Regions from separate parts of the Homo sapiens genome. Here all the other regions are linked to region 1. The links are chromatin contacts, found by Hi-C in ENCODE. All regions are on one chromosome and are shown on one strand. Each heading gives the region's core, a stretch centred on a gene start or an enhancer-like site at or near the end of the contact. The rest is flanking DNA. Distances are from core to core; before and after follow the strand shown. Region 1 has its middle 36 kb from the start of CCDC80. Region 2 holds the start of SLC9C1 (solute carrier family 9 member C1). Region 3 overlaps NEPRO-AS1 (NEPRO antisense RNA 1).

The links. Hi-C counts contacts between places; a loop is a spot of excess contacts on that map. Pooled maps may share reads with other maps.
Region 2: a pooled map shows a loop between it and region 1 (4-fold over the local background). The contact joins the promoter of SLC9C1 here to the enhancer-like site in region 1. A Hi-C loop is called at or near these places in 2 of 37 single-sample maps with no recorded cell type and 8 of 50 pooled maps.
Region 3: a loop to region 1 is called in a pooled map, with 6 times the contacts of the local background. The contact joins two enhancer-like sites. A Hi-C loop is called at or near these places in 2 of 37 single-sample maps with no recorded cell type and 3 of 50 pooled maps.

The regions. Positions count from the first base shown.
Region 1 is chr3:112,674,697-112,678,686 of GRCh38, forward strand. No RefSeq gene overlaps it. Among named protein-coding and RNA genes, the nearest start is that of CCDC80, 36 kb to the left of the region's middle. Within about 2 kb of position 2,240, at least 14 of the 41 ENCODE cell types and tissues checked have a DNase peak (open chromatin) inside an H3K27ac peak, as active enhancers do.
Region 2 is chr3:112,291,711-112,295,691 of GRCh38, forward strand. SLC9C1 (solute carrier family 9 member C1) reads right to left here and starts at 2,506. Exons shown (of 29, transcript NM_183061.3): 1 at 2,383-2,506.
Region 3 is chr3:113,150,261-113,153,919 of GRCh38, forward strand. The region is part of intron 1 of NEPRO-AS1 (NEPRO antisense RNA 1); the gene reads left to right. LINC02044 (long intergenic non-protein coding RNA 2044) reads right to left here. Exons shown (of 4, transcript NR_110823.1): 3 at 3,012-3,228. Among named protein-coding and RNA genes, the nearest start is that of LINC02044, 16 kb to the right of the region's middle. Within about 2 kb of position 1,343, at least 10 of the 41 ENCODE cell types and tissues checked have a DNase peak (open chromatin) inside an H3K27ac peak, as active enhancers do.

The DNA of each region.
Region 1 (3,990 bases), core at 990-3,489:
GTTGCTGAGAGGAAAACCAATAACTCTCTCCTCTCTACTCTTCCTCTAGCTCTAATTCAAACATCACACAAAATCCACACTCTTATTTTGAGATTTCGTTTTCTTCTATAGTCTTGTTCCTCTTCCCCTTCCTGAAGTTTTTAATATTTTGAAAACTTTTCCGTCATATGACATTCATTTTCACACCTTCGACAGCTTATGTATTTCTGAGTCCTTTTAGTGAGCCCAGGTCTCCCAGACAAGCCTCACTTCAGGATAAAGTGGGGAGGCAGGTTCTTGCCAGGCATGACACAAAATGTCTTTTTTCTTATTGGTTGAACAGAGCCTTTCTACATTAGTCCCACAGTGCTGTGGAGTCCAGGAAAGGCATGATCAAGAACAGGGCCAATCAGGAGTTATAAACAATGTTCCAGACTGCTTAGAGGAGACCCCTCTATGCGGCCTCAACTCCCCAGGACCAGAGAGGGAATGTGCCTTTCCCATCCTCTCCTTGTCTCTGAATAATAGGTGATATTTATTTAAGGTACTCATACTGAAGCCTCCATTTGTAATTGTTCAGATCCCTCTGGAAATAATTTTTAAAAACATAAAATTGTACAAAGTTCCCTGGTGGAAAAAAAAACATATCAGGTACTTAATTGCTTAAAATAAATCTTTATTGAATAGATGAAAGCAATAACTTCTGGCATGCAGAGTAGAAACAGAAGCAGTATGATTCTCAGGAGAAGTGAAGTGTCAAAGGAGGACCTGGAGATCGCAAGGGAAGAGGGAGTGGTGTTGTTGGGGGAGCCCGGCACGGAGCGTGATTTGCTCCTTGGAAAGTCAGAGGTGATGGGTGTTTCTCATCTGGGCAGAGAAACAAACACAAGGAGTCAGGATCTGCGGCTTCCTGGGTGGAAACAGGGCCAGACAAGACAGTTCAGACGGGACTAGAAAAGGAAGCAGAGGGGAAGCAATTGGCAAAAGGTTTTCCAATAGTCAGAGATGGTAACAAGCTGGTCCCAGATGCTTGGACCCAAATACTTAGAGCAATAAGTTGACTTCATAAGGTAAATTGTAAACTAGACAGTGCTGAGCCATATCTAATTTATACTTTAGGTGTCCTCATGATTTTCTAGAAAAAAATTACTATAAATTTTAATTATTTTGGTTATTTTCCAGTTTTCTTCAATGTTTCTTGTTAAATTTTAATTTGAATCTCTTTTCCTAAAGCCACCTTGTAAATGAGTCTTTATTTTGAGATTTTTTTTTTCTTCCATTTATTTGCTGAATTTAATCAATACTCTTCATTTCTTCCTGGCTGGCTTTTGTTTGTTTATTTTTTGGTCCACTTGGGTTTTTGTTTTTCAATTTTTCATTCACTTCAAATACAGGTAAGTAAGGCTTGAAAGAGATGGGTATTTGTAGAAGCCACAGCCTGGCAGAGAAAGGAGCATCTGCAAAGGCACTGAGGCAGGAGCAAACCTATCTTATTTGAGCAAAATTAAGAAAATCCGCATGGCTGGATTAGAAGAGCAATGGGATTATTTTTATTATGTGTCGGGCACTGTCTTAGGGGCTTTAAAAATATTAACTCATTTTGTTCTCAAAACAACACTACGAACAGGATACGATTTTTAGCCTCATTTCACCAATGAGGAAGTGAGGCACAGACCAGTTAAGTAATTTACTCAAAAACACACAGAAAATAGAGCCACAGAATAGTCTGGTTCCATCTTTTATACTAGGAGAAGGAGGAAAAGAAAGAGGAGGAGATGGAGAGGAAAGTGGAAGGGGAAGGAGAGGAAGAGGACAGGGAAGACTAGGACAGGTGAAAGGTAACAGGGTACCTCAGCAGGTAGGTCTCACAGAGCATTTCTGGGACTCTCACTTTTACTCTGAGTGAGATGGAACATCATGGGAAGATTTTAATCAAGGAAGTGACATAATTTGATTTACATTGGAAAAGGATCCCTCTGGCTGCTGGGTTGAAAACAGACTGTAAAAGAGAAAATGATGGAAGCAGGAAGACCAGCAAGGAAGCTATTAAAGTAACACAGGGTGTCAGATCAGCTGATATTCACAAATTCGGATTTTTCATGCAAAAAAAACCTCATCTTTGTGTTTCTTTAAACATATTGGCAACTAATTCAAGCCTTTGTAAAATACTGTGACTGCTCATTAAAAGACATGTTGACAGACACCACCCCCTCACCCGTAACACACACACACACATGCGCGCCCTCTCCTCTTGCATGACTCCTCTCTCAGGGCTGAGCTGTTTTTCTGAGGGTGCCACAATGAATCAGCTGCTTAGTCATCTCTGGAGTGCGGGAGCTAGCAGAACAGCAAAGAGGCATTACAAACCCAATAGCGGGTTTCACTTCCTTGAGCAGTATTTATTCTGCTCTCTACCTCATGCTGCCCAAACTGTTGGAGAGGCCCTATCCACTCTCCCTGCCTTTTCAGCCCTTATTCTCCCAAATGCAGCCACAGAGGAGGTAAGAGAGACAATCCTGGTTGGTGGCAGACATTATCCTAGTATCATTTTTCCTGCCCCTGGAGACCTGAGATGCTGAGTTATAAATGCCCCCTTCACATTTGAAACTATATTTTGCAAGCCCTAGGAAGGCAGCTGTGCAAAGCTTGCAAGGAGGACAGAAGTGTGCAAACTTTTTTTTATCCCCTCCTTAATAAAATCATACAAATTGATGCAGGTGAACCCGCTAGCCACCAGTGGATATCTGATATCAGTCTGAAAATTTTAGACCTGATTTCTGAGGTGTGCATGAGCTTTGGCCTTTGTTTTAATAACCAAGGGCTGAGATTCTCTTTGAGAAGAAGGTCCCCTCCCATTCTCTATGCATTTTTTATTTGTATAAATTTAAAGGGTACAAGCGAAATTTCGTTACATGCATGTATTGCACAGTGGTGAAGTCATGGCTTTTACTGGATTTGTTATCTGAAAAATGTACTTTGTACCAATTAAGTAATTTCTCATAATCTCCCCACCTTCTGTGCCCCCACCCTTCCAAGTCTCTAGTGTCTATCATTCCACACTCTTTGCCCATGTGTACACATTATATAGCTCCCACTTATAAGTGAAAACATGCAGTATTTGACTTTCTGTTTCTGAGTTGTTTCACTTAAGGCAATGGCCTCCAGTTCCATCCATGTCACCGCAGAACACATTATTTCATTCTTTTTTATGGCTGAATAGTATTCCATTGTGTTTATATACCACATTTTCTTTATCCTATTATCCATTGACAGGACACTTAGGTTGATTCCATATCTTTGCTGTTGGCCACACATTTTTTTAGATGTGGTTACTACAGCAACACACTTGTCAGGTCAGCCTTGGGAAGACAGCAATAACTTCTGTCAGGATACAGAAACAAATTTATCTTCTTAGTAGCTGGCCAGATAATTTCCTAAGGGAGAAAGGGCTTTGATAGCAATGAGGTGGGTAAAAGACATAGCCTTGGTCTTAAGTGAAGAAGGAAAGTAGACGGAAGACTGGGACCAAGCACTGCAGAGGAAATGTGAAGAGTGATGGGAGTCTGGCTGGAGAAGTGGGGGAAGTCGGGGGAGGCTTAGAGAAATAGGTAGCTGCAGGAGGTGGGGGACTGAGCAGAGCATTGGGAGATGTGACTCTTTCCTATGAATCTCCAGATCACCACTAAAATTACCAAAAAATCTTTGCTGCAAAAACTGGTGAAGGGCCTTGGGTATTAAGGTTGGCCTGGGGCAGAAACAGAGTCACCTGCACAAATAAGGGAAAGGGTCAGGTCTAGGCTGAATTACTTGACACAGGCAGTTAAGTATTATACACAGAGTCAGGATGCAGTTGCAGGACAGGTATGGAGCCAGAGCTAAAGTATTTATCACTCCAAACTCAGTTCCGGGTGATTATTTCTGGCCCTCATTCAGCCTTCCTCTCTGGCTCTCTGGAGGTCTCCTTCCTAGTCTAGTATTTCTAATTCAAGACAGCAAGCACAGTTTAACAAT
Region 2 (3,981 bases), core at 1,256-3,755, 380 kb before region 1:
ATTCCTCAAAGACCTAAAAACAGATCTAACATTTGACCCAGCAATCCCATTACGGGGTATAAACACAAAGAAATGTAAACTGTTCTATCATAAAGACATATGCATGCGTACATTCATTGCAGTACTGTTCACAAAAGCAAAGTCATAGAATCAACCCAAATGCCCATCAATGGTAGACTAGATAAACTAAATGTGGCACATATACACCATGAAATACTATGCAGCCATAAAAAAGAATGAGATCATGTCCTTTGTAGGAACATGGATGGAGCTGGAAGCCACTATTCTTAGCAAACTAATGCAGGAACAGAAAACCAAATACTGCATGTTCTCACTTATAAGTGGAAGCTAAATATTCAGAACACGTGGACACATAGAGGGGAATACACTGGGGCCTACTTGAGGGTAGATGGTGGGAGGAGAGAGAGGATCAGGAAAAATAACTAATGGGTGCCAGGCTTAATAGCTGGGTGATTAAATAATTTGTACAACAAATCTCCATGACATGAATTTACCCATATAACAAACCTGCACATGTATCCCAGAACATGAAAGTTAAATTATAATCACATTAATAATAATAAAATTACCACGAATCCTGTTTACTCTTAAATTCAGAGATATATATGATCAAATTCAACACAATTTATCTCTCTGGCTATGCATATGTGATAAATACCATTTGGCTTCCCCAACCTCTACTCCAAAATCTCATAAGAAATCTCTATTTGAGAATAGATGTCATCTTAAAATAGTTTTAAAAATACTAACATTACTGTAGCTTAATATGTTAAATGTATGGGTAAGGAAATAGCTATGAGAATAAACAGGTTTTCTTTTTTTTGTTTTTTGAGACGGAGTCATGATCTGTCGCCCAGGCTGGAGTGCAGTGGTGCGATCTCGGCTCACTGCAAGCTCTGCCTCCCGGGTTCACACCATTCTCCTGCCTCAGCCTCCCGAGTAGCTGGGACTACAGGCGCCAGCCACCACGCCCGGCTAATTTTTTGTATTTTTAGTAGAGACGGGGTTTCACTGTGTTAGCCAGGATGGTCTCGATCTCCTGACCTTGTGATCTGCCCGCCTCGGCCTCCCAAAGTGCTGGGATTACAGGCGTGAGCCACCACGCCCGGCCACAGGTTTTCAATATAATTAGAACTCTTCATCTTAAGCTGACTTTTGACAGCTTTGTAAAAGTCTGTGAGTCCAAATCCCATTAAAGAAAAAAATATTGGTTTATCACATAGGTCCTCTGCATTAATTTAACAATAAGTTAGTTGACTGAGCACAGTGGCTCACGCCTGTAATCCCAGCACTTTGGGAGGCCTAGGCGGGTGGATCACTTGAGATCAGGAGTTCGAGACTAGCCTGGCCAAAATAGTGAAACTGTCTCTACTAAAAATACAAAAAAAAAAAAAAAAAAATTAGCCAGGTGTGGTGGCACATGCCTGTAATCCCAACTACTTGGGAGGCTGAGACAGGAGAATCAATTGAAGAGGCAGAGATTGCAGTGAGCCTAGATTGTGCCACTGCACTCCAGCTTGGGTGACAGAGTGAGACTCTATTTCAAATATATATATATATATATATCTCTCATGTTAGCTAATATCTCAATTCTCTTTGTGTGTGGAGGAAATTAATGACTGCCCTCTCAAAAATGACATGAATTTGTCCTTGTCAGTCAGCCAGCATTGAGAAATTTTGTCTCATGAACCGTAAGTCACACTAATTTACCATGTTACTGAACATGGAAACAGTCTTCTTCCTTCAGATTGGAACGTTTTGCAAGAATTAGGTGAAGAAAGCATCCTGAAGAGGGCACTGTGGGATCTCAGTAATCTTCACAGCTACAAAGCTCATGCTTAATGGTTTATTTTATATTGATACCAGAGGCTGGATTGTCTCCTTAGTAAACTCTCCTACCACACAACGCAGACATCTTACTGACTCTGAAGGTGGGTGGGCTATTGCCCTCCTAATGCCCCTCCACTCAGAATGAGCCCTTCCTCCAGCTCAAGATCAGCTCCACACACCTGAGGCGATTCCCTGAACCAGTGAGCTTTCCCCTAGGGCTGGACTTTTCAGTTTCAGTAACGCAAAGGGAACACATGCCACTGGATAGTTCACAAAGAGTTGATGTAAAAAGCATAATGGAGGAGGGGAAGCAGCTAAGGGGTAGAAGTTCAAACCGAGAAGCTAGCTGATCTTTGGGAAAGTGTTCCATGGTCTGCCACAAGAAAGGCAGAAGCGCCAAGAGGGAGTGGCTGAATCTCTAGCAGGAAAACAGTGGGAGCCTTTGTTCATCTAGGAGGCGAGACTGAGAGAGAAAGTACCAGTAGGAAAGGTCAACTTCCAGAAAAGGAAACTAGAGACTGGAGAGCTCACCATCCGGAGCCTCAGGAGGAGTATCCCGTGGTGTGCAAGTGAGAAGTGGGGGGCAGCTATTTCGCTCACAGCCAAACAGCCCAGACCAACTGCAACCTCACTGACAGTTACTTGCTCCAAACTCGCCCCTAGTCTGCACCGGTTAGCTTCAGGCCCATCATCTCTTACTTGATTGGCTGATGAAATGCAACGTCATTGCTCCTGTATATCTCAGGCATTTGACGGCTTAAGGCTTTGTTTTATTTTTTAAAAATAAACAAATAAGGGGTGAAAATGAACCTACAGAAATTGCGCCATTGTGTTAATTTAAGACTTTGGGACAGTGGATTTCTGACAAAGAGCTGTTGGACACTGCTTTCCCAGAATTCTAGTAAAAGGAAGTTTCCTGGATAAGATAGTGTGGTAGAGATATGAGGACGCAGGTTGCTGGGTTAGGGAAAAAGTGAATGGATATTGTGGGCATGTAAGAGAATGAAATCAAGATGACAAGGTGAACTTTCACTCTGGGTTATATGTGAGGAAATTTTCAGGAATAATGATATACTCATTTGTTTTTTCTAAACATAATATGTAAAAAATATTTTAATTGAAATTACTTAGTTATTACTATAGAGCCAACTTTTCACATTCCTACTCTCATAAAATATCTTAAAGTTATTTAAAATTGTATTTAATGTTTTGTTCTCTGTGTTTCATCTCTTTCTCCCGACCCACACGTTTATAAGTGAATGGTGGTAAAATTCCCAACTCTTCATTTGGCCTCCTCTGATACTACCCTGATGAAGAAGGCAGGAGGCAACTTGTTTGGCTGGGTTGGAGCAGAAGTCCAGGCTCCCTACATGGTCTCCAACTGAGGCATGGGGTGCATCTTTATGGCCTGGTTGTTATGGAAGTTCCAGCTCCCACAAGGCCTTTTCTGATACTGCTCTGGTTGGGGTGGGGAAACAGGCAGGGTTCTGGCATCTTGTATGGTATGGGTGAAGTTTAAGCTTCCTACTCAGTCTTTGCTGGTATGTGGGTACAGGGAGTGGGTGAACACTTTTCTGTGGTGTTTGGTTAAAGTAGAGCAGTTACTGGTGAAATTTTCTGTCTTGCTGGGCTGCCCCTTTTCTTGGGTCTTTAAAAAATCTATTCTCGGCCAGGTGCAGTGGCTCATGCCTGTAATCCCAGCACTTTGGGAGGCCGAGGCAGGTGGATCACCTGAGGTCAGGAGTTCGAGACCAGCCTGACCAACAAGGTGAAACCCCGTCTCTACTAAAAATACAAAAATTAGCCGGGCATGGTGGCAGGCGCCTATAGTCCTAGCTCCGGGAGGCTAAGAAAGGAGAATCACTTGAACCCGGGAGATGGAGGTTGCAGTGAGCCGAGATTGCGCCACTGCACTCCAGCCTGGGAGACAGGGTGAGACACCGTTTCAAAAAAAAAAAAAAAGGATTCTCATTGTTGGAAATACATGCCACATATCTGTGTGTGGGTTGTGGTTCATGTGTGGATATATATTTAAAAATTAATTAAGTTGCAAAGCTAATATTTGCCACATTATGTATTTGTTTATATACATATGTCTTGCTAAGTTTATATATATATATATATATATAT
Region 3 (3,659 bases), core at 93-2,592, 470 kb after region 1:
TGCGTAAATTCCAATCCTCACCGTGGAACAAACTCTGGAACCTCCTTAACTAACTGGCCTTCCCATGAGGGATGAACCTTTGGGACGCCATGCACTGTGCGTAGGAGGGATGTCTTTCCTGTGCCCTGGACACCCACAACCCATCATCCTCATGGCCTTCCTGAAACCAGAGCCTTCGTCTGGGAGTGCAGCCCATGACAAGCAACAGACATGACCAGCACAAACAGAGCCAAAAATCTTCAGACTGTTTCAGGGAAACTGCAGTGCTTGTCTGCCCTCTCTGCCTGTCTGTTGGGCTGAGAGTGAATGGAGGGTACTGTCCTCCCAACACAGAGGCAGGTATAGCACAGAATCCCAGGACCTTAAGTCCACAGAATTGAATCCCCTGTCCTCTGCACATGAGCCAATCTAGGCTAATGGCACTTCATAAAATGACTATTTTCTGTATTTCTTGTTAATTTCTTTGCCATATAAGTCAGCCTTGTCATACACTGTGGAGTCCAGCTAGACCTGGTTCTGTCACTTCCTCAGTGATGGACATTGGTCAAGTTTTTTAACCTCTCTGAACCTCCATTCATTAACCTATAAAATGGGGCTAACAAGCTTACAGCTTTAAAGATATATCTCATCTTCCTCAATAGACTTTAGCCATGGATGTTCACCTTTATGACTACTTATTCTGCCATTTTACTACAATTTGATTCCACTTCCTTTCATTCTATCCTTAGTGCAGTCAGAAAACAGCTGGTCACCATCATTCCTATATGTAACTACCTTCCAGAGACCTGGAAACAGTTAATAAATCATTCTTCAGCCTCTGAACTTTAGGCTAAATAATGTCAATTTCTTTAATCTTCATCCCAAGATCCTATCTGAAAATCTTGAGTAATTTTATCTTTGTCTTCTGGTCTCTCTAAAAATTAACACATCAGATTTCAGTGCCTCAACGTGAATATATTATTGTAACAAGGGCCTGGTAAAAATTTGGACTGTTTAATTCATCTAATTCATCCTCAGCTTGGGGTGCCCACTAGTATCCTCCCTATCTTTTATTTTTGCATATAAATGTTGGATCACTCAAACATGAAACAGAGAAGAAAGGCCAGTGTTTATTCCTTTAAGAAGGCAGTCGTGCAACTTGTTAAACTTTATCCCATTTGCTGGGGTAAGGGAGAAAAAAAAAGAGAGACAGGGAGCTACCAAAAGGGACTCTGAAGGAAATCATCAGAGTAAGGAGAAAAGCTCTTAAGAGATGTTTTTTGCCCTCTGAACTTTTCTTGCTCAATTCTGTTCTCCCATGGTGACAGTGCAGCTAATATAAGTCTGTGCTCCACTGGGCCCCTGCTGAGCCAGGCTGGGGTAGGACAGGAAATTACCACTCAGAAAATAAATGACCTGTCCCAGAGTCTTCTGTTAATGAGTCCAGGGCATAATAAATCAAGGTGACCCAGTCTCAAGAAACACAAGCCTGTTTAAAAACAAAAAAAAAAAAAAACCAAACCCCGAAGCCCCAGAGGTGAAGAGGAGGAGAAGGGAGAGAGGGGACCGCAGGGAGTCCTTATAAATCACACCCAAACGAAACTAGTGCAGATGTTTTCCAGTTTCAGGCCCACTCAAGAGGCAGAGAATAGACGCATGTGGAAGTGAATGGAAAGAGCTATCTGTTTTGAGGGAAGACAGGAGGCGGCCAGCTCAGTGGATGGGGCCCCTCCTCTCACTCAGTGTCTCAGGCATTTAGTGGCACCGTCTGCAAGCTCTTTTTTAATGTTCTTCAGGCTGTCACGGTCCACTCTGCTTTTTCACCTCTCTGGGGTCTCCCTGTAATCAGCATGGCAGGAGTGTCTGAAGAAGGGTGAATGCCTAAATCCTCTTGGTGGAGAGAACCAAGAGCCTCTTGTCAAACATGGGTCCCAGCTTTCTACAGTAGCAGGCCCCTGTAAAAAGAGAGGTGTGGGCAGGTAAATCATGGGAGGGTCTTCACTTATCAAGTATATTGGAAGCTCTCTGAGGGTGATATCTAACAAGACAATAGAAAACAAAAATGTCAGGCTGGAAATAAATATTCCATTACATGGTAGAGAAATAAGGGGCTGTAGATCTAGGGTGAGGTATAATATGAGACTCAGTTACTTGCAGAGGGCTTCACGGGGAACCAAAATATCCTAGTGAAATGGGTGTCACTGGCCGTGTTTTACAAATGAAGAAACTGAGGCAAAAAGACGGAATAACAATATAGGCATTTCTAATGCACTTTACAGTTTGTAAAGGGTTTTCACAAACATTATTTCATTTGGACACTGCCCGGATAGTAGGCTGTTCTTCTTTTGTTATAGATGAGGAAATCTGGGATAAGAAAGACTTTTAAAACTTACAGAGCGAGACTCCGTCTCAAAAACAAACAAACAAACAAACAAAAAACTTCTCCAGGTTACACAGCCAACATGTGCAGGAACTCGGGCCCACACCCAACTCTTAATTCTAAAACTGTTGTTTTTTTCTGTTCGACCACAGCTATTTAATATTTGCCAGGGTTCTATGATGGGCTATAGGCTGATAGAAAAGGATGCTGAAAAGGAGGATAAACTTTAGCAAAGGTCTATTATTGCCTAGTTTTTTGTTGTTGTGGTGGTGATTTGTTTGTTTGTTTGTTTGTTTTTTAGTCCTCTTTACCATGCTTTAATGTTTAATGTTTAGTAGCAGCTGGTAGGTAGATGAGTGGACAAGAGGAAACTGCAGCCAAAGATGTTTTTACCATTGTTCTATGATGTAAAAACCCATCATTCAGTTATTTCCTTCCTTCCTTATAAGCACGGCCTTCTCTGCTCATTCTCTTTTATTAGCCATCATTTTTAAAGAAGTAGCAACACAACACAGCTTTTTAAAAAATTATTTCCTATGCTGAATTCAACTCCATCATATACCACCACAAGTTAATATAACATATTATATTTTTCAAAATTCTTTCATGTCTGTTACCTTCTCTGAACCTCTTAATCAGGATTGTAATTTACCTTGAAGAAACTTAGACCAGGGTGACTTGCCCATGATCTCTCCACAAGTTAGAAAGTAGATCCGTCCTCCTTTCCTGGACTGCCTCCAAAACAACACAAGGAGGGAGACACGGTTTTCCATGTTGGTTTTCTTCATATTACCCTAGTTCTGCAGTAAGACAGATATCACCTTCTCCCACCAGGACTCTCCATGAACTATTTATGTCAGCTCTTCTTCCTTTTGAAATAAAATAATGAGCATTAGTCTCGAATCCAAATAGGAGGCCAAGCATTTGCCCATCCACACAATGTCCTCAACCACAATAGGAAGAGGCCACAGCAGGCTGCCTAAAATAAACCAGAATAAACCCATAGCTTTTAATTGCCCAGAACCTAGATCTGTAGAACAGCAGACACACCCATGAAAATTACTAATGTTCCAAGTATTTTAAGTCAAATAGTAGCCTTCTACCAAGCCAGACCATGGCTTTAGGTTTCCCTTCCTTGTTTTTTGTTTGTTTTTTGGTTTTCGGTTTTGGTTTTTACTTTGTTTTCCGTTTTGGTTCTGCTCTGTGAGTCCAAATCTTTCATATTCAGATGTTGACTCTCAGCTGGGTGCCCAGAAGCAAGACTCCCAGTATGTGAGCTTTCCAATGAATTCTGCCATGT